Linked DNA regions of Homo sapiens: region 2 is linked to region 1. A link is a loop called in an ENCODE intact Hi-C map of the cell type or tissue named here. Cell type or tissue: dorsolateral prefrontal cortex. All regions are shown on one strand. Links, peaks and the distances in the headings refer to the core of each region. The heading gives the core; the rest is flanking DNA. Region 1 overlaps ALCAM (activated leukocyte cell adhesion molecule). Region 2 overlaps ALCAM (activated leukocyte cell adhesion molecule).

Region 1 (11,142 bases), core at 1,127-9,126:
AGAAAGAAATTACATTTAATAAAACTGATTCCTTCAACTTTAAATACATATACTTTTTAAGATAAGGTCTCCTTCTGTTGCGCATGGTGAAGTATAGTGAGTATAGCTCACTGCAGCCTTGAACTCCTGGGCTAAAGGGATCCTCCCACTTGAGCCCCCTGAGTAGCTTGGACTACAGGTCACCATGCCTGGCTAATTTAATTTTTTGTGTATAGAGATGGGGATCTTGCTATATTGTCCAGGCTAGTCTCAAACTGCTACCCTCAAATGATCCACCTATCTTGGCCTCCCAAAGCCTGGGGATTACAGCCATAAGCTACCTCGCCCAGCCAAGATTTTGTTTCTATTTTGGGTGCACCCTTTATAAGAGATCAAGTACACCATTAACATGTTATGTGTATTACTTGGAAAATGAAATGGAAACATTATCCATTCAATCACTAATTCTCTCAAGAAGACATGCCTATATTCCCAGGGGCTAAATTATATATTTTTTCTAACTGCATTCCTAACTCCCCAGCTTTCTCCAGATCCTGATATGTCTCCTCCCTGTTCTATTCATTTCCATTGTGTTGAAAACCATACTCTGCAAGGCGCAGTGTGTCTGACTGAAGTATATTATGCACGCGAGCTTTCCAAAAGCTGAAAAAAATATTGAGAACCAATGAATAAAACCATAGGTATCTAAAAGACATTGAATAATAATAAGAGATATACAATAGAATTTAAGAATTCATTAATAAAAAGTATAACTGGAGTTTTTCTAAAATAATGGACTCTTAAACCAGTAAAATATATATCTAATTTAAAATGGTTTCTTTTAAATTATAATAAAACATATACATGTAGGCACATCTTATTAAACAATGGACAAATGTAGAACTAAATTTCATTTCCACTTAAAAAGGCACAGGCAGGTTTCAAATGGTTCTGCATATAAACTTGCTGACATGAATAATTTTAAATCAGGCCAGTTATAGCTTTCATTCTTTGAACTGAATTCAAAACTCTCTTACTTTTACATTATTAGAGAGATGAATCAAATGTTTCTATAATGCCTACTTTCATTCAATCCACACCCAATTTTAGAGGACTGCTGTCACAATGCCAAAAAAACATAGACTGAAGTTTTAATAATGTTTCTTATATGATAAAGAAATTCTAGGGTAATTTTATAGCACAGTATAAGTGCTGAACTTGTGTTATACCTTTCAAATAACAGTAACCACCTCTAATTTCTTAAAGGGCTCTTTAAAAAAATGCATGGTATGTCCATCATAGAGCAAGAAATGCCTCTTTTTATAATATATTCAAAATGGAGGTGGTTATGTTTCCTTTTACACTGGTATTGCAATTCATTTTCTGTTAGTAAGCAAGAATATTGACCAACTGTATTACACTCTGTTCTCACACTGCTATAAAGAAATACCCAAGACTGGGTAATTTATCAAGGGAAGAGATTTAATGGACTCACAGTTCCACATGGCTGGGGAGGCCTCAGGAAACTTACAACCATGGTGGAAAGGGAAGACGCACATCTTACATGGTGGCAGGAGAGAGATAACAAGCAAGAGCAAGGAAAACTGCCTTATAAAACCACCAGATGTCATGACAACTCTCTCATTATCACAAGAACAGCATGGGAGAAACCACCCCCATGATACAATCACTGCCCACTTGGTCCCTCCCTCTACACATGGGGATTATGGGGATTACAATTTGCAGTGAGATTTGGTTGGGGACACAGAGCCAAACCATATCACCAACATAATATAAAATCACTTTGAAAGGACCTCAAAATACATCCTAAAATTTGTTTCAAAGATGAAAAATATAACTTAAAATACCATGACTTCTGAATCAGGGTAGTTTGCAAGGTGATTATCTTCACAATTAGAACCAAAATGCTTAATAATACTATTTTAGTTTGTGTAAAACTTTAAAGAGTATTCATGCTCTTCATCTCCCTATTTCTATCTTTTTTAAAGAAAAGCAGTCAATTAGTTAAATAATCACTAATGCAGTTTTATATGATAATAAATAATGACACCAACTTGGATTGTCTTAACAAATCTGAACAGTGACTTTTCTTTTGAGAATTGAAAGCATCCCTAGAAACAAATTTGCCTGTATGTTTAATGACTCATACATTCCAAATACATCCAGGAGACAATCAACAGTTTATCTGATGTATGATATATAAAACAAATTATTTAAGTGAACTTCATTTATCTTAGTCTATACGATATAATCATAATGCTATTTATAATGAGCTCAAATAGCAACAAGAAAATATTGGAGAAGTTAATATTGAAGAAATAAAATTAATCAAGCTGTCCTACTATTCAATTTCTGAATATTCAGATACAGTAAATGTTAGTTAATACATGAACAAGTAATTATCAAGAAAATAATCCGATTTACAATAACTAACAAAAAAATCTTATGGATGAGTTTAACCAAGGAGGTGAAAGATTACTACACTGAGAGATCAATACACTAAAACACTGAAAAACATTGATAAAAAAACTGAAGAAGACACAAATAAATGGAAAGATATTTTGTGCTCATGAATTAGAACCCTTAATATTGTTAAAATGTCCATACTATTCAAAACAATCTACAGATTCCATTCAATCCCTATCAAAATATCAATGAAATTCTTCACAGAAATAGAAAAAAATACTCTAAAATTCATATGGAACCACAAAACACCCCAAATAGCAAAGCAATCTTGAGCAAAAAGAACAGATCTGGAGGCATCACACCACCTGATTTCAAAATACACTACAAAGCTAATAGTAACTAAAACAGCATGGTACTGGCATTAAAACAGACACACAGGCCAACAGAACAGAATAGAGAAGATATAAATAAATTCATGCACTTATAGCCAACTTATTTTCAACAAAGGTGCCAAGTATACACGTGAAGAAAGGACAGTCTTTCAATAATTGGTGCTGGGAAAACTAGATAGTCACCTGCAGAAGAATGAAGCTAGACCTCTATCTCTCACCATGTACAAAATCAATTCAAAATTGATTAAAGGCTGAAATGTAAGATCTGAAATGATAAAACTACTGGAAGGAAACCTAGGAGAAATGCTTCATGACATTGGTCTGGGCAAGGATTTTTTTGGATAAGACCACAAAAGCACAAGCAAGAAGAGCAAAAATAGCAAAATGGAATTACATCTAATGTAAATGCTCCTGTACACCAAAGGAAACACTCTAAAGAGTGAAAATAGAACTTACAGAATGGGAGAAAATATTTGAAAACTATGCATCTGACAAGAGGTAATATACAGAATATATCAGGAACTCAACTCAATAGCAAAAACCCAATTAATCCAATTTAAAAATATGCAAAACACCTGAGTAGATATTTCTCAAAAGAAGATAAACAAATGGCAATGGGTATATGAAAAAATGCTCATTATCACTAATAATCAGGGAAAAGCAAATCAAAACCACAATGAGATATCACCTCACTCTGATTAGAATGACTGTTATCACAAAGACAAAAAATAACAAATGCTGGCAGATGTGGGGAAAGGGAATTCTTATACACTGGTGGAAATGTAATTAGTATTAGCTATTATGGAAAACAGTATGTAGGTTCCTCAAAAAATTAAAAATGGAACAACCATAAAATCCAGCAGTTGCACTATGGAGTATAAATCCAAAGAAAATTAGGTTGGTATGTTGAAGAGATAGCTGCACTCTCATGTTTATTGAAGCTCTATTCATAATAGCCATGATATGGATTCAACCTAAGTATCTACCAATGGATGAATGGATAAAGGAAATTTGGTGTACACACACACACACACACACACACACACACACACACACACATAATGGAGTACTACTGAGCCCTAAAAAAGCATGAAATCATGTCATTTGTGGCAACATGGATGACACTTGAGGACATTATGATAGGTGAAATAAGCAAGACAAAGAAAGACAAAGGCCTTCCTTATTATCTCACTTACCTGTAGAATCTACAGGAGTTGATCTCATAGAACTAAAGAGCAGAATAGTGGCTCCCAGATCTGGAACGTGTACAAGAGGAAGGATGGGGAGAAACTGAGTCAGCAGGTACAAAGTCACAGTTAGATAGGAAGAATAGGTTCTGGTGTTCTATTGCACAGTAGAATGACAATGGTTAACAGTATTGTATATTTTAAATAGCTGGAAAAGAGGATTTTGAATGTTCTCGCCACAAAAAAAAATGATAAATGTGCGAAGTTATGGATATGCTAAATGCCCTGATCTGATTTTCGCACAATGTATACATGTATCACAACATCACACTATATACCCCATAAATATATTTATTATTATGTGTCTCTTAAAAACAAAATTTCAAAAATGGTAATCTTGTTATACTAAGGTTTCTGAAAATGCAAAGAGAAATGTGATATATATATGTTACTCCTTTAAACTTAAAGAGTAAAAAATTAAAATCAATGTATCCTAAATACTAAAAAAAAATTAGAATGTTGAGCTAAGACGACAAGATGAAAAAGAGTAGTACTTTTAGTGCAGGAGTAAATTTCAGAATTTTAGAGATTGTATTTTTAAAGGTAAATCACTACCTGTCCTGTTAAGAGGAAGCTAAGACAGATACTGTGGTTCTCACCTGTAATCTCAGCACTTTGAGAGGCCAAGGCAAGTGGATGGCTTGAGCCCAGGAGCTTGAGACCAGCCTAGGCAACATAGGGACATGCCATCTCTACCAAGAAATACAAATTAAAAATTTAGCCAGGCCTGGTGGCATGCATCTGGGGTGCTACCACCCAGCTACTCCGGAGACTGAGGCAGGAGGATTGCTTAAGCCAGGGAGATCGAGCTGCAGTGAGCCATAATCATGCCACTGCGCTCCAGCCTGGGTGACAGAGCAAGAAACTGTCTCAAATTAAAAAGGTGCGGGAAGATAAGTTTGTGTTTATACCTTTGTAAATATAATTCTGAAACTGTAGCGTATTTTTGACAAGTGCTTTGCTTTTGTTATCAAATAATGCTGGCAGTGGAATGAGGCTCACGACATTATTATCAATAAACACATAAAGAAAATAAAAGGCTATACCTATTTTTCTTTCTAATGTTCTCAAGAGTAGGCCAAAAATATAACAAGCAAGATACTAGAGGTTTAGTTAATCTGATTGTATTGTTTTCATATAGATCTCTAGATTTCTGCAATTGGATGTGTTTAACATGAAACCTTGATATATGATTTCACTACCAACAACAACAAAAAATCAGTTGGGATTATGATTTCTAATGGTGTGGAAACCCTGTTTTATAAAAATAAGACACATTAGCTACTTAAAGTTCATCTGAACCTGAACTGTAATTATTTCAGAGAAGTCCTGAAATCATTTTGGTCCTGATTTAGAGGTCTTCTTTGTCTTTTCAATTTAAAGCAATTTTCATGTATAGATTTTTACCACATTTCCACCTTTTATAAAACCCTAAAGAATATCAGTCACTAAACCTACTGTAGTAACTGATCTGATATTCATTTAAGCTAAAACTTTAAGCTAAAAGAAAATAATTAAATTTGTTTGACCTAAAAAGAATGTCCTTGCATTTTGTAGTCTCCATTAAAAAAAAAAACACTCCAGTAATCTTTCGAATCTTTTTTCAGCCAACAGCTCTGTAACATCTTGCCTCTATACATGATACTGCCTTTTTAGCCAATTCCAACCTAGAGCAATGAGTAACCATGGCTCCATCCAATTTTCCACATGACATCTGTGGCAGTAGAAGTATTAACAGGACTTCTCTCCTGGAGAGCTTTGCCTTAGGAAGAGCTTAAATTTCTGTAAGAAAGTCACTGACACAGGAATTCAGTCAGGACTCTGCACTAGGACTAGAAGCTGCCAGGGTTCAGATGCTGACAAGGCAATGTTTCTTATCTCTGAGATTTCGTGCCCTTCCCCCATGAAGCTATGCTCCTCCAGTCTGGCAGGGAACTCGCCTATGGACAAGAGGGTGACAGACATCTTTTGATGATGAGCATCCACAGGCACAGGGAACAGAATCTTGCTATTCATTGAGCTGCACAGCTGTGGCAACTGGATTCTGCCCGGGTGTCAACAATGGGGGCAGGGCTTCAGTTTAGGCAAAAGGGAAACAGCTTGAGTATAAATGAACTGCTTTTAGGCTCTTTGAATTTATCTTCCCCAGATGCCCTGAGATTTCAGATCCACTCTTTATTTTACTAAAACTTCATAGCTGTGAAGTGACCATCTTCTCTGAAGGCTCACATGGAAAAAAAACAAACATGTTTCTACATGGTAAAAGGCATGTTTGCATATTTACATATGAATATATTGATGGATCCTTGGCATTAATGATTCTACAACTGTATGTTCTTATTAAACTCTGGGTTCAGCATAAAATAGTATCTTACTGATTTATCTTCAGTGCTATTGTATGGTCTGCTTGGCTGCAGGTTGTATAAGATGACAAAGCATTGATTTAGTGAATTTTTTCACAGTTTTGTGAACAAAAAGCTTGCATATTTAATAAGTAAGTTATTCAAATCTTGAAGAAATACAGGCACGTTCTCCAGGCATTTTTAGAAAGAAGAGAAAGAGAATCTATAGCAGGTGGATATTTCCAACTAGGCAAAACGAAAAGCACACAAAGAGTTAACTCAACTGTATAAATGAATATGCTAATGAATGCATAATTTATCTCTGAAGAAACATATTTATTGTTTCACTATTTGATTAGATGGCTTCAATGTTCAATTAATCAGTTACCTTTCAATATCATTCCTGAGAGCTGCTTAATTAATCTGTTGCACTACCACCCTATTCATCCTATTAGCAATCCCTCGTCCCATTTCAAATGACAAAATCCAGGAACTGTGCCACGTAAAGACTTTATGTCAATGTCAAGTGAAGGTTGATAAGTGGCTGGCTTTTTTTCTTTATTAGGTTAATCAAACCAATCAGCTTTATAGGATTTACATTTGTCAGAAAATGTTAATGAGTTGAAACTAATGAGAAATAGAGGGGGAAAACCACCAAGAGAATGGTGGCACAGTTTATACACTTCAACAGCAATATACTACTTTCATTAAATAGATTGTTTTATCCTCGTTTTCTAAATGATGGATTTAAAATGTCCTGCTAATTAAACTCAAACTCGTCTATTGTGTTCTATATTGCATCTCTTACTAACAAAGGAAGCACAATAGATACACATTCATATGTGTCTTTGAATCAAAAAGTGTGCTGTATGTTTACTACTTTCTGGGCACTGTTTCTTCCATAATGTTATTAATAATAGTTCTAATAATAGTTCCATGAAAACTTACCAGTTTGAAGGTGCTATGTACATAGTATAGAGTAGATTTCAAGAAATGGTTGAGATACCCCAAGACTTAAATCATGGGTTGAGTTCTTTCCTCATCTGTTTCATTTAAGCTTGAAATATCTCTCTTCTACTTCTCTTTTCTTCCTTTTCTCTTACTATTGTCTGATACTCCGGATAATTCCTCAGCATTACTCCCTTTGCTCTCCAGAGCAGGGACGTTTTGATAGAAGTTGCAGCACAAATCTCATACCACCTCCTTTACCTTCTCAATGTCCTAGGCCAACTTTCATTTTCACCCACTACCTCACATACACACACTCCTTAGCATTCTCAGAGGGATTTAATACACTTTGAATCAATCATCTGTTACCTTAAATAACTTCCAAAGCAAAATACATATCAAACCATAAGGTGTTGTTTCTTTAATTGTATGGGTGCCATAAGTCTCTTTGAGAAAACTAATGATAATAATAGTAATATTTGTCATATACTTGAGTACTTTTAATTTGCCATGCACAACTTTAAATTCTTTTTTTCTATATGTCTCAGACAGAATAGATGGAGTGTGCAAGGATAGATGGTGAATATGTATTTTGGTAAATTTGTAGAGAAAACGAAGAAAACATATAATTCACTAAATAATGATAATATCCAATGTCTGTTGGGGGCAAAGAGCCTAGAATGGACAAAAGTAGTATGTAAATTTAGAAGGGTGGGAGATCAGATTTAAGGCATCCTGAGGTCAAGGTATATTTGGAGAAAAAAAATACTATTTAAACTTCGTTCAGAAGAATGACGTAGAGTTTTAATTAATCAATTCCAAACATGTAGAGGGAGAATTAGGATGGGGAAGAGAAAAAGTACACCCAAAGGAGGTAGGAAGGGTGAGTGTAAAACAGGAAAGGCAGAATGAATAGAAAGGATAAATAGAAATAAGAGAGTGGAAATAAATCCAAAGAAGTAAGTAAACAAAATAAAGGAAAAAAAAATCTGAGCATGGTGGTGCAACCCTGTAATTTCAGCTACTTGGAAGGCTAAGGTGGGAGGATTGCTGTAGCTAAGGAGTTCAAGACCAGCCTGGACAATATATCAAGACCCCATCTTGAAAGAAAAATAAAGCAAGGAAGCAAGAAGAAAGGAAGGAAAGGAAGGAAAGAAGGAAAGGAAGGAAATGAAGGAAGGGAGAGAGGGAGGAAAGGAGGGAGGGATAAAGATGAAGAGATAAGAAAAAAAGAAAAGAAAGCAAGAAAGAGAAAGAAGGAAAATGGAATAAGCTGTCCTGTTAAAGCACAAAGACCCTCAGACCGCATAGAAACAAACTCCAGCTATGTCATTTCTACAAGAGACTAATTAAATAAAACACAAGAACATGAAAAGTTTGAATGTCAAGCCTAGAAAGAATATGTCAGGAAAATATTAACAAAAAGAAAGCAGGTCTACAAAACAAAACAGACTTTGAGGGAAAATAAAAGCATTAAAAAAGATAAAGAGAGTCAATAAATAATGCTAAGAGGTTCAATTTGTTAGGAACATAACAATTGAAAACTTTATTTACTGAATAGTACAGCTTCAAAATATATAAACAAAACTGGTTTGATCTATGAAGAGGCATTAATAAATCCTTCACTATTTTAATACAGCTTTCTTGGTTATTGGCAGATCAAGTATAAAACCATATTGGCAAGGATAATTGAGATTTGAACAGCATAATTTAAAAGCTTTTAGGACACTGCGTTGGTTTGCCACCTTCCCCAAGTCCCAAATTCACCCCATATACACTCCCATCACTCTTGTCCTGACTTTTTCATTGGCTTATCTCAGGGTAGTCCTTGATTTGGGTCTGCACTGCAAGTTGTATTATCTGCCTCTGGTTTGTGGCTTTACTCATATTCTCAATTTTACCTTCACAGTTTCTTAAGCAAGATTTCTCCCTTCCAGTATCTTAGTGAAATAATTTTTTTTCATTTTTTGGTTTTTTTTTCTTCCAAAAAAAAGGATACATGTGCAGAATGTGCAGGTTTGTTACATAGGTATACATGTGCCATGGTGGTTTGCTGCACTTATTGACCCATCCTCTAAGTTCCTCCCCTCACTCCCACCTCCCAACAGGCCCTAGTATGTGTTTTTCCCCTCTCTGTGTCCATGTGTTCTCATTGTTCAACTCCCACTTATGAGTGAGAGTCGAACATGCAGTATTTGGTTTTCTGTTCCTGTGTTACTTTCCTGAGGATGATGGCTTCCAGCTTCATCCATGTCCCTGCAAAGGACATAATCTCATTCCTTTTTATGGCTGGATAGTCTTCCATGATGTATATGTGCCATATTTTCATTATCCAGTCTATCTATTGATGGGCATTTGTGTTGGTTTTGTGTCTTTATGATTGTAAATAGCGCTGCAGTAAACATACTTGTGCATGTGTCTTTATAAGAGAATGATTTATATTCCTTTGGGTATATACCCAGTAATGGGATTGCTGGGTCAAATGAAATTTCTGGTTCTAGATCCTTGAGGAATTGCCATACTGTCTTCCACAATGGCTGAACTAGTTTACATTCCCACCAACAGTATAAAAGCATTCCTGTTTCTCCACAGCCTCACCAATATCCACTGTTTCCTGACTTTAATAATTGCCATTCTGACTGGTGTAAGATGGTATCTCACTGTGGTTTTGATTTGCATTTCTCTAATGACAAGTGATGATGAGCTTTTTTTCATATGTTTGTTGGCTGCATAAATGTCTTCTTTTGAGAAGTGTCTGTTCATACCCTTTGCCCGCTTTTTGATGGGGTTGTTTGTTTTTTCTTGTAAATTTGTTTAAGTTCCTTGCAGATTCTGGATATTAGACCTTTGTCAGGTGGGTAGATTTCAAAAATGTTCTCCCATTCTGTAGGTTGCCTGTTCACTCTGATGATAGTTTCTTTTGCTGTGCAGAAGCTCTTTAGTTTAATTAGATCCCATTTGTCAATTTTGGCTTTTGTTGCAATTACTTTTAGCATTTTTGTCATGAAGTCTTTGCCTATGCCTACATCCTGAATGGTATTGCCTAGGTTTTCTTCCAGGGTTATTATAATTTTGGGTTTTACATTTAAGTCTTTAATCCATCTTGAGTTGATTTCTGTATAAGGTATAAGGAAGGGTTCCAGTTTCAGTTTTCTGCATATGGCTAGCCGGTTTTCCCAGCACCGTTTATCCAATAGGAGATCCTTTCCCCATTGCTTGTTTTTGTCAGGCTTGTTGAAGATTAGATGGTTGTAGATGTGTGGTGTTATTTCTAAGGTCTCCATTCTGCTGCATTGGTCCCAATGTCTGTGGTGTTACCAGTACCATCCTGTTTTGGTTACTGGAGCCTTGTAGTATAGTTTGAAGTCAGGTAGAGTGATGCCTCCAGCTTTGTTCTTTTTGTTTAGGATTGTCTTGGCTATATGGGGTCTTTTTTGATTCCATATGAAATTTAAAATAGTTTTTTCTAATTCTGTGAAGAATGTCAATGGTAGTTTGATGGGAATAGCACTGAATCTATAAATTACTTTGGGCAGTGGCCATTTTCATGATACTGATTCTTCCTATCCATGAGGATGGAATGATTTTCTGTTTGTTTGCATCCTCTCTTATTTCCTTGAGCAGTGGTTTGTAGTTCTCCTTGAAGAGATCCTTCACATCCCATGTTAGCTGTATTCCTAGGTATTTTGTTCTCTTTGTAGAGATTGTGAATGGGAGTTCATTCATGATTTGGCTCTCCGCTCGTCTCTTGTTGGTGTAAATGAATCCTTATGATTTTTGCACAGTGATTTTGTATCTTGAGAGATA
Region 2 (11,142 bases), core at 1,397-9,396, 48 kb before region 1:
TCCTAAAGCTGAAAAGATTAAAATTTTATTCTTAGACAATTGAATCCACTAATACAAAATAATTTAAAGTAATCGGTTAATTTTGTTTACTTCGCATTTTACTTTGCTATGTGTTTCCCTGACATATGACTCACTACCTATGTATGTCTGTGTCTGAGAAGGACATACATAGCTACGCGGAAGGGACATGCGAGGGATGAGGGAAGCATAGGCATGTTGAGGTACTTATCTCCTGCAGAGCAAACACGTCATGATCTGGAAATGACTGCATTTCCTCCCACGTGCCTAGGCTTTTCTGAATCCCTGGTTCTCTTTTCAACAGGCCCATAGAAATGTCTCTGCTTCTTTGTTGTTATTTACATTTACCAAAACTGCAGGGATTTCCTTAGATGCCTTCCAGCTAGTCTGGCTTTATAAATCAGACCTATGTCCCAAAGGAATTTTAACAAGTTTTCACTATTTTTGGGAAAACACAGGACATGTAATATATTCCATAAACTACTCCTGAAAATATTTTTTTAATTTCAGAGTTAAATTGTGTTTAGTACTACACAACTCCAATTTTCTCCTGCAATCTATAGATTTATTGACATCTGCAAAATTGTTTAGGCAGAAAGGTGGTTTCTTTTTCCATTTTAATATTAACTGCAGCCATAAAACAAGCATGGCAAACCAATGACTATATTTTGGGAAATTTTTTAGATAATTCAGTAGCTTACACAAATTGCCTTTGTTTTTTCTGAGCCTATTATAGCAGACCTGTAAGGTTTGGTTGTATATATTCATTTTTTCTACTAATGTGGAAAGTAGTTGTAGTTTTATAATTGGTGAAATAAAATGCAAGCAAGGTAATAATGACTGTATTTCACGGAGTAATTTCTAACTTTATAACTGTAAGCACAGTAAATAAAGCATGTACCTCATGCCATAAACTTATTCTCAAAGTTTATCTTAAGTTAATCAACATGTATGATTTGACTTTTCATCAAATGACCGCCCTGCCAACTTATTAACAAAGGATTTCTGGTATTAAAATTTTTTGGCAGTTATTTTGGGCCTTTCAAGATCTTTCCATTAAAATATATATTTAGTGACCACAATGGAATATGTTTTTACTCTTCAGGTTGTACAATCTTCAATGCAACTTTTTCAGGAGGATGTTTCATACAGTGTCACTGTAATCCTATAAAGTATAATATGAAGATTCAAGAGTTTTTTGTCCTTGGAGAGTACACAGAAATAGAGAAATTCACAGCAACAAATGAGCTCTTATTTCTTATATCCAGAGATGTTTTCTTACTAAATTGTTATGTATGTATACTCATGTGACATATTTTTTCTATTTGATGTCAAGTGATTCTTTTACATCAGCTCTCCATTTTAGATTATTCCCATGAAAATATGCTTTTCTTTTACTATTAAGTTAAAAGCAATTAATTCAATATGACTTATGACACCATGTTATTTAGGATATCTTATTGCAATGACAGGAATCAACAGGATCTAGCTTAAGCAAATATGGGGGATATATAACGAGGGAACAAGAAGTCTCTGTAACAGAGCTATAGTAAGATATGCATCTCTATAATGAAGCTAGGACTTAGATCTCAAGAACGAATTTAAATTAAGGGCATGAAGGCTATCAGTTCTGTCTGTCTCAATTCCTCAGCTCTTCTTTCTTTTCATTTGCCTTCTCTCTTTCTGAAGACTATCCCATTTTGATTCTAAGGCCATATGGCAGCCCATGTCTCCTGGATTGAGTTCTCCTCCATTTAATAAACATAGTTTGCCTAGTTCTGAATTCACAGGGCAAGGTTTCTGATTGGCTTAGCTTGGGTCAGGTGTCCATTTAGGACCAGTCAACTAACATTGGAGGAGGGGAATTTGATAGGTTTCTGTGCAATTTCAAGAAGCCTTGGGATGTGCTAATAAAGTAGACTGGGCAAGCACAATAATAACTGCCTACTATAGCATTTTTTGCTTAATTAAATTAATATTTATTAGACACTCATCATAAGCAAGTTATAACCGTGGTGCTGAATAAATGAGTAAAATACTGTATCTATATTCAACAATTCAAGGATGTGGCTGCTGTGCAAATCATTGGAGTACAGTGAAGACAGAGAATGGAGCTTAGTGATGATCATAAGGAGAGAAATAGGAGGTTTAGGAGCTAGGAGGTATGATCTTCCTGAGAATCTTTGAAATAGAAGAGACCTGAATATCTGTGGGAGCCAAAAGGAAAGAAGGATCAGACTCAAAGGGCAAAACTGAACTTGGAAAAGCACAGGGATTGATTGGGCAATGTCTCAAATCTGGAGAAAGAGACAAAACTGAGAAACGGGACAAGATTACTAGAAACTTACTGGACTTCTTCCTAAAAGGTAGAAACAAAGGATGAACAAAAGCATTAGTACAAATTGAGTTTTTAAGTAGAATTAATTTCTAGTAGATTTAATGAAGTTTTGGACATTCTTCAGCAATATCTACTATCTAACAGTAAAAATATTGTGGAACCATAGCTTCCCTACTGCCCAGTCCTCTGTCTGTCCTTGATGTTCATGGTGTCAGCGATTATTGGGATGGTTAACTCTGCAAGTAGTATTTAGGAAAAAGTGATTGCCCTCTTAAAGGTTACCATACCTTTCCAAAGACCATAGCCTCTGGATTCATTTCTTAGCAGTTTTATAGTTCCTTTGTTAAATGTTAGCATGTGAGATAGTAATTTTTCATAAAAAGCATATGTATACTTTTAGGTGGCATGAAAGTGTTAACTATCTGTGGACTTTTATCCAATTTCAGCTTATGGTGACAGGTTTCCTATTGTAGATGAATTGAATTAATTTTTCAAAATAACCTTTTTTTGCGAGGCTATATCAATTGGTGTGCTACAGTTAAAATGTATTACTTTGCCTATTTCCCATTTTCTACTAAAGTTTATAATTCACACAAAGAAATACAATAAAGTGTGTCTCCTGAAATTGTGCTTTGTGAAATGATGAGGCCATTACTCTGCCTTTTGAGATTAATAAATTTTTCTCTTGGCATTTGTTCCCTTATCTAACTGGCAATGTGAGTTTAAGCTTTACAGATAAATATTATACTATTGTTTTAAGTTTTGATTTTTGTTTATTCCTTATAAACATTACTTTTGAAAAATAAAGTGTATCTTCTGCAAGTTGTACACATGTATATATGAAGTAAACTTAGTCAAAGTGCTTGAGTTGCTTTGTAATTCAAAATTATGTAAGTACATTATGTTATGTTGAATAACAAAAAGTGATAACTCTAAGTTTAAATGGGTGACTAAATTTAAAAAATAATTTATACCAAGTATAGAGATAATAGATTTAAACATATCAATTTAAACTTATAGCTATCACTTCTTGTTATTTAACATAACATAATATATTCATGAATAGGTAGTAGATTCCATTTTTCATGATCAAGCTTTCCTCAAATAACCCTCCCTCCAATTTTCAATAACAACGAAACACAACAAATTAACCACTCATCCAGAAATTCTAAACTATTTACGTATAATGATTGTCACATACCTTTTTAAAGAACACTTTGTTTTCCAAATATAATTTGACTAAATGCAAATAAGAACTGAACCAATAAAATGAAGCTTTTAAAAAAATTGAACTTCTGTTTGATAAATGGAATTATTTATTTGACAACACTAAAAATATGTAAAATAATGCTTTAGAATATCATTTTAAATCCACTTTTTAATAAAAGCTTTCTTAACTAATTAATTCAACAAATATTTGTTGAGTGACTACCATGGGTTAGCTACTGTGTTAAGTTGGATGCTAGGGATGCAGTGATAAAGAAAACATGGTCCTATGAAGCTTTTGTTTTGGTGGAATGGTGGTTCTTAAACTTGCACGTGCCTCTCAATCACCTGGAGAGTTTGTTAAAACATAGGTTGTTGGGCTTGACATCTACAGTTTCAGATTCAGTATTTCTGAAGTGGGGTTCCAAATTTGCATTTCTAACAAGGTCCCATATGTTGCTGATGTTGCCAGTCCTGGGACCACACTTTGAGAACAGCTGTCCTAGAGGAGGCAGTGCTGTCTATATACCAAAACTTCAATTAGCCTATGCTGTGCTGACCCATGCATGCCCACTGCAGCTCCCCCTCTTTCATTTTTTTTCAGAAGAAAAAATGCTTTCTGTAAATACAATCTGGTATGTGGATAGTGCACAAATTATATAGTTGCTTCTTAAATTACTGAGAAATTTACGAGGTCAAGTAAATATAATTTTCAGAGATAATGCTACCTTATTTAGCCTAGTGAAAATGTATCATCAGTATTATGGCCTGATTTTCAATTTAATCATCACTTTATTTTAACATAAAGCTTTTCTTTCTGATCTTTTGGTAGCCATCCAGTTTTCCATAGTCTTTTAAATGTGATGGCCAGTGGTTCATTTATTGCAATAATTAAGATGGATAGCAGCATGCCAGCTGGAATGACTACACTTGTGTTTATTGTATAAATTATTTCCTTAGTATAAAAGCCTCTTTTATGGCTTTTGCTTTGGTCATATCTTTTGTACCCTAAACCATTAACCATAGCATGTTTAGGAGAGCCATTTATAAAGAAGCTGGTAATATTTACCAATTTCTAATCACCATTAATTCATGTCTACATTTTTCTTAGCACTGGAGATTGCTTGTTGCTTTGTTCCTTCTGCCAAGAGCAAGAAAAAAAAAGTGTTCTAACCCTTCTAGGACTCATAAGCTTTTTTTTTTCCTTTTCTTCCTTTTCTTTGATTTTTTTTTACTACATTCACACTTCTTTTATTTTGTTCTACTCTCATCTCTTTTCCTTGTGAATCTTAAGTTACTTTGGTTAGTTTACTCAAAATACATAGAAATGCAGCCCCTAATGTGAATTTCTTATAAGGCATATTTGAAATTCCTTTAAAACACAGACTGCAACTGATTTTTGTCATTTTTTTAAAATGCTACTTGAGTTTGGTGGTCTTTTGCATTTCAAAAATAATTGCATTTCAGTTTTAACAGAAATTATTCAGATATAGTTCAGACACTGATCATTTCTGTATGCATCATCGTACCCAGCAAATTTCAGTAAATATTTGCTGACCTATTTTTTTTCTTTACACTTTAGTTTCAAGGAAATTGCATGCCTGTTACCTTTCTAAAAGCTAGTGCAGTGATTGTTGGTATATTTACAATACTCATCTTTCCTTTTAAACTTTGTAAGTTTGAAAGTATAAATCAAAATGTCATATTACATCAGAATATAAATTTTATTATTACCCATATATCAAATAACTAGTTAAAGCAATTCAGAGTAGTTAAGAGGGAATATTTAGTGGCAATAAATGTATATTGTTGCATATAAATACACATATTAGGCCTAGATTTATTGTCTACAATTCTTTTAATTTCTTATCAGATTTCAGTATGAAAAAAAGTGAATGAAATAAGCAAAAGACTATATCCAGTTACTGTAACTAATGCTAATTTCATAATCTCTTAATGGTTTAATGTTATATCCTGATGGTTTTATGTTTTTTGACCAATCTTTCAGGCTATCCTTTTCTGACCACTCAAACCATGAAAACCTGCCCTCCCTGGAAAATCCAAGAGCCAGTCAGTTCCCACAAAGACAACAAGAGCCACTCTGTTTGGAAAACTTTGGCTCTTTTTCAGCAGTCACCATTGGCCTTAGAATACAGAGCATTCTTACCCACTGGCTAAGATTAACTTGGTTAGCAGACAGCCTACATCCCTTCGTATAAAAACTGTTCTTAAAAAGTAGCAAACATTGTCCTAAATTTCCTTACCCCATCCCTGACTATCATCACCTACTTTCTGTCACTGACTTGTTAATACCTTTATTGTTATATACAGATTTTATAAGTTGTCCCTACCTGTTTTTAAATAATTGAGGTTATAAGCATAATAGTTGGAAGGGTTAACTACGTTGTCCTGTTAAGGCTGATAAAAGGGCATAGATGCTTTTAAACATACACAGGAAGAATGAGAAAAGCAGATAGCCCTTGTTTGGGTCATTAAGAAGATGATAAAGTATTTTTCTTATAGCATGTTTGTGGGTAAAGTATTTGAAAGCTTCTAATCTGCCATTGATAAAACAGATACTTTACTATTAGGTTTTGAAAAATGCCTTAAAAAAATCTGCTGCAAACATCATTTAATATGTCATTTAACTTATAAATAATAAGCAGAAACCTAATATCTTCATTTTTGCAGGTATGAAATATTGTAAAAGAAATGTAAAATAAATTTTAATTTTATTCATTGATACTGTGAAGGAGAACTTTAATAGACTGAGCATAATGTATCATTTGCATTTATATAATGATTTTACCACTGTCATTTTAGAATACTATAAATTTAGAAGAGTAATACAGTAATAATAAGAATTTTTAACATTTTTTAGTCTCAGGTTCAGAGATGAGTAAAAGACCCTCAGGACATACGTAAAGAGAAGAACTCTTTCTAGACAGAAGTGAAGAAATACTAAACACTCAAGTGTAAGATTCCCTGAAGATGGAATGATGGTAGTTGTGTTGGAAGTGGTGGTGGGATTTGTTGGTTGAGGGAAGAGAAGAGAAACTAATCTATTGTTCAGAGATGGGGTTAAGTAGACCAGGGATTAGATTTCTACTCAGTTACCAGCTAGTCATTTGCCGTTGAGAAAGTTACATCAGTCTTTGGATACTTTAATTCCCATCTGTAAAATGGGGAAGGTAATACCTGTTTTATAAAGTTAGTGGCATAATTAAATTTTAAAAATGTGTATTAAAGCATTTTGTACACAAAGTAGGCACTCAAGAATCGAACTATTACTAAAGACTCTTACTATTAAAGAAAAGCAAAACTGTATTATAAAGGAAAAGCAAACAAACTCTGGACAATCAGAATTATACCAGAAGTGTATTTTCCATGGAAGTTGAACCTAGATTAGTGCATAACAAGGAACTGCTACAGGCATTGATCGTTTCTTAGAAATTGGCTACTGATTCCACAAGGAACACCCACACCTTAGTAGCTGATGATCCCCTTTTGTGTGGAATAGAAATAAATGTAAGTAGACAATAAATAAAAACTGAAATTATGTACTGTCTCTGTAATTTACGTCTAGTATTTGAAAGATCACCACTGAATCTTACGAATTTTGCTGACTCCTATACACAACTACTTGGGAAGTTTCCTTAGGGGCTGAGACACAGGAGCAGCACAGTAGAGGAGCAGTACAAAATGTTCAGGAGAAGATAATAGTCAGATAGCATTGTCACAAGAAATACGCTGTATTTTCCACTAAGCTCATGGTTGCTCTCAGTGCGGTTGTTTATTCATTCATTCATCCAGTAAATTTTTATCAAGTGTTTATATGTTATCAGCATGGAACTACCAACACCTGAAAATACAATAATCACTAAGATAGATAGAGTCCTTGCCTTTGTAGAACTTGTAGTATGTCTAAAATTTGTTTTAAATCATTCTGACTCTTTTAGAAAGACTTCTTCATATTAAGTTGAAGAAGTTGAGTAAAGTTGCCACCCCCATAGTATAGCCCTTTTAATGACCCCGTCTTTCTCATTATTAAGGAATGTCCATGTGACTTAGGTGTTCTGAAGCAAAGTAAACTCCTCTAGACTAGTGGTTTTCAACCCTGACTGCACTTAGGATCATCTTGGAAGTTTTGAAAATATGAATAATTGAGTCTAACCACAGACAATGAAATAAGAATTTCTAGACTTGGGGCTCAGGCATTAGTATTGTTTAAAAGCTTTAGAAGTGATTCTAATGTGTAGCCATGATTGCAAACGACTGCTTGAAAAAAACAGAGAAGAAAAATAGCAACTTGGGGTAGTGAATGATGACAAACAGGAAGCAAAGTGAGTGATAGAAATAACAATCATGAAGCTTTACCAAACATCCCCATCATAGATGTCAAGATAAGGCTTATACAGAAAGTAAATAAAACAGCTTACTCTTAGATAATATAGTGATTTCATTTATACTCAATGGAAATATTCCATCAAGAAATGTGCCAAATCTAGATACTTTGTCATATTATTAGAAATGTCGATATTGCAACTAGAAGATGTTGGATAGGAGGCAGGACTAGCTTGTGGCTCCCACTCAGACAGACAGAGCAGTGTGTGGAGATTCATTGTGAACCATTGCTCCAAGAACTACAGCAGGAACATACCAGGAAAGCAGAGAGAATCCACAGACCCTTTGAAGGAACTGTATCACTGCTGCAGGCTCCATGAGATGCTGAAAAACTGTGAGTCAGCTTGCTTTCTCAATGGGGAGTCTCGTGGTTTGGGGCAAATTCTCAGCCCTGGTCACCTGCTGCATAGAAATAGACTCGGTGCTGTTGGTGGGGCATGGTGGGAGTGAGACCGGCCTTTAGGTGTGCAGGCTGCATGGGAGCGGGGTGTGGCCCGTGACTGCTGGCTTTCTCCCACTTCCTTGGAGACCTGTATGACTCAGCAGAGGCAGCCATAATCCCCCTTGGAATGTAACTCCATTGGAGTTATAACTGCACCCCCATCCCCCATGGCAGCCACAGCAAGCTCTGCCCAGGAGAGGCTGAGTTCAGACACGTCTATCCCTGCCCCTACCTAGTGGTCATCCTCTGCCTGCCCAGGTAGCCAAAGACAAAGATCATAATCTCCTGGGAGCCCTATAGCCCTGCCCACCGTCTGAGAAACCTGAATACTTAACCAGGTGTCCCTAGGGCAAGTTTGCATCTTCTCTATAGGATTGCAGCTGATGCGCTTTTTTTTTTTTTTTTTTTTTTTCTTAAATGGAGTTTTGCTCTTGTTGCCCAGGCTGGAGTGCAATTGTGCAATCTCAGCTCATTGCAACCTCTTCTTCCTGGGTTCAAGTGATACTCCTGCCTCAGCCTCCCAAGTAGCTGGGATTGCAGATGCCCGCCACCACGCCCAGCCAATTTTTGTATTTTCAGTAGAGACGGGGTTTCCCCATGTTGGCCAGGCTGGTCTCGAATTCCTGACCTTAGGTGATCCACCCACCTCAGCCTCCCACAGTGCCGGGATTACAGGTGTGAACCGCCACACCCAGCTCTGATGTGCTCTTGAAAGCATCACCTTCTGGCTGGAGGCCAACAAACACAAAATCAGTGCACTAAATAAAAACACAACCAGGGACCCTTATGGTGTCCACTTCACTCCCCTGATACCTTCACCGGAGCAGGCTGCGAGACCTGAAAACGGATCACATCACAAGACTCATTGCAGACACTCCCCAGTACCAGCCTAAGCTGGTAGCTCCACTGGGTTGCCAGACCTAGAAGAGCAAAAACAATCATGACGGTTTGGCTCTCAGGAAGCCCCACTCCTAGGAGAAGGGGGAGAACACCACATCAAGGGAGCACCCTGTGGGACAAAAGAATCTGAACAACAGCCCTTGAATCCCAGATCTGCCATCTGACATAGTCTACACCAACGAAAAGGAATCAGAAAAACAATTCTGGTAATACGACAAAAGAGGTTTCTTCAACACCCCAAAAAGATCATATCAGCTCACCAGCAATGGATCCAAACCAAGACAAAATTCTCTGAATTGCCAGAAAAAGAATTTAGAAGGTTGATTATTAAGCTAATCCAGGAGCCACCAGAGAAAAGTGAAGTCCAACTTAATGAAATAAAAAACATGATACAGGATATGAAAGGAAAATTCTTCAGTGAAATAGATAGCATAAATAAAAAACAATCACAACTTCTAGAAATCAAGGACACACTTAGAGAAATGCAAAATGTACTAGAAAGTATCAGCAATAGAATTGAACAAGCAGAAGACGGAACTTCAGAGCTCAAAGACAAGTCTTTTGAATTAACCCAATCTGTCAAAAACAAAGAAAAAGAATGGAAAAAAAATGAACAAAGCCTCGAAGAAGTTTGGGACTATGTTCAACATCCAAACCTAAGAATAATTGGTGATCCTGAGGAAGAAGAGAAATCTAAAAGTATTGAAAACATATTTGAGGGAATAATTAAGGAAAACTTCCCTGGAATTGCTAGAGATCTAGACATCCAAAGATGAGAAGCTCAAAGAACACCTGGGAAATTCGTTGCAAAAAGATCATTGACTAGGCATGTAGTCATCGTTATCTAGTCAAGACAAAAGAAAGAATCTTAAGAGCTGTGAGGCAAAAGCATCAGGTAACCTACAAAGGAAAACCTATCAGATTAACAGCACATTTCTCAGCAGAAACCCTACAAGGTAGAAGGGATTGGGGTCCTATTTTTAGCCTCCTAAACAAAACAATTATCAGCCAAGAATTTTGTATCCAGTGAAACTAAGCTTCATAAATGAAGGAAAGATACAGTTGTTTCCAGACAAACAAATGCTAAGAGAATTTGCCACTACCAAGCCAGCACTACAAAAACTGCTAAAAGGAGCTCTAAATCCTGAAACAAATCCTCAATATACACAAAATAGAACCTCCCTAAAGCATAAATCTCACAGGACCTATATAACAATAACACAATGAAAAAAAAAACAAGGTATTTAGGAAAAAAAATAGCACGATGAATAGAATGGTACCTCATATCTCAATACTAACATTGAATGTAAATGACCTAAATGCTCCACTTAAAAGATGCAGAATGACAGAATGGATAAGAAGTCACCAACCAAGTTTCTGCTATCTTCAGGAGACTCACCTAACACATAATGATTCACATAAACTTATGATAAAGGTGTGGAAAAAGATATTCCGCAAATGGACGCTAAAAGCAAGCAGGATTAGCTGTTCTTATGTCAGACGAAACAAACTTTAAAGCAACAGCAGTTAAAAAAGACAAAGAGGGGGCCCAGTGGGGTGGCTCATACCTGTAATCCCAACACTTTGGGAGACCGAGGCAGGCAGACCACTTGAGGTCGGGAATTCGAGACCAGCCTGACCAACATGGAGAAACCTTGTCTCTACTAAAAATACAAAATTAGCTGGGCGTGGTGGCACATGCCTGTAATCCCAGCTACTTGGCAGGCTAAGGCAGGAGAATCGCTTGAACCTGGGAGGTGGAGGTTGCAGTGAACCAAGATCATACTATTGCACTCCAGCCTGGACAACAAGAGCAAAACTTCGTCTCAAAAAA

Evidence for each region. Peaks named below come from ENCODE experiments on the same cell type or tissue, not always from the same donor. Only the 100,000 strongest peaks of a DNase experiment are listed, where the experiment ranks them.
Region 2: a loop joins it to region 1, with 4 times the contacts of the local background. A loop is called at or near these places in 5 of 110 quality-filtered maps.

The regions. Positions count from the first base shown.
Region 1 is chr3:105,442,795-105,453,936 of GRCh38, forward strand. All of the region lies in intron 1 of ALCAM (activated leukocyte cell adhesion molecule), which reads left to right. LOC124906263 (a long non-coding RNA gene) reads left to right here. Exons shown (of 2, transcript XR_007095989.1): 2 at 1-8,480. Among named protein-coding and RNA genes, the nearest start is that of ALCAM, 81 kb to the left of the region's middle. In dorsolateral prefrontal cortex, for the core only: no CTCF peak of the experiment used is centred there; a DNase peak (open chromatin) is centred at 6,047; H3K4me3 peaks cover 1,974 bases; H3K27ac peaks cover 7,365 bases.
Region 2 is chr3:105,394,142-105,405,283 of GRCh38, forward strand. The region is part of intron 1 of ALCAM (activated leukocyte cell adhesion molecule); the gene reads left to right. Among named protein-coding and RNA genes, the nearest start is that of ALCAM, 33 kb to the left of the region's middle. RefSeq lists an enhancer at 7,878-9,077. In dorsolateral prefrontal cortex, for the core only: no CTCF peak of the experiment used is centred there; a DNase peak (open chromatin) is centred at 5,640; H3K4me3 peaks cover 2,166 bases; H3K27ac peaks cover 3,028 bases.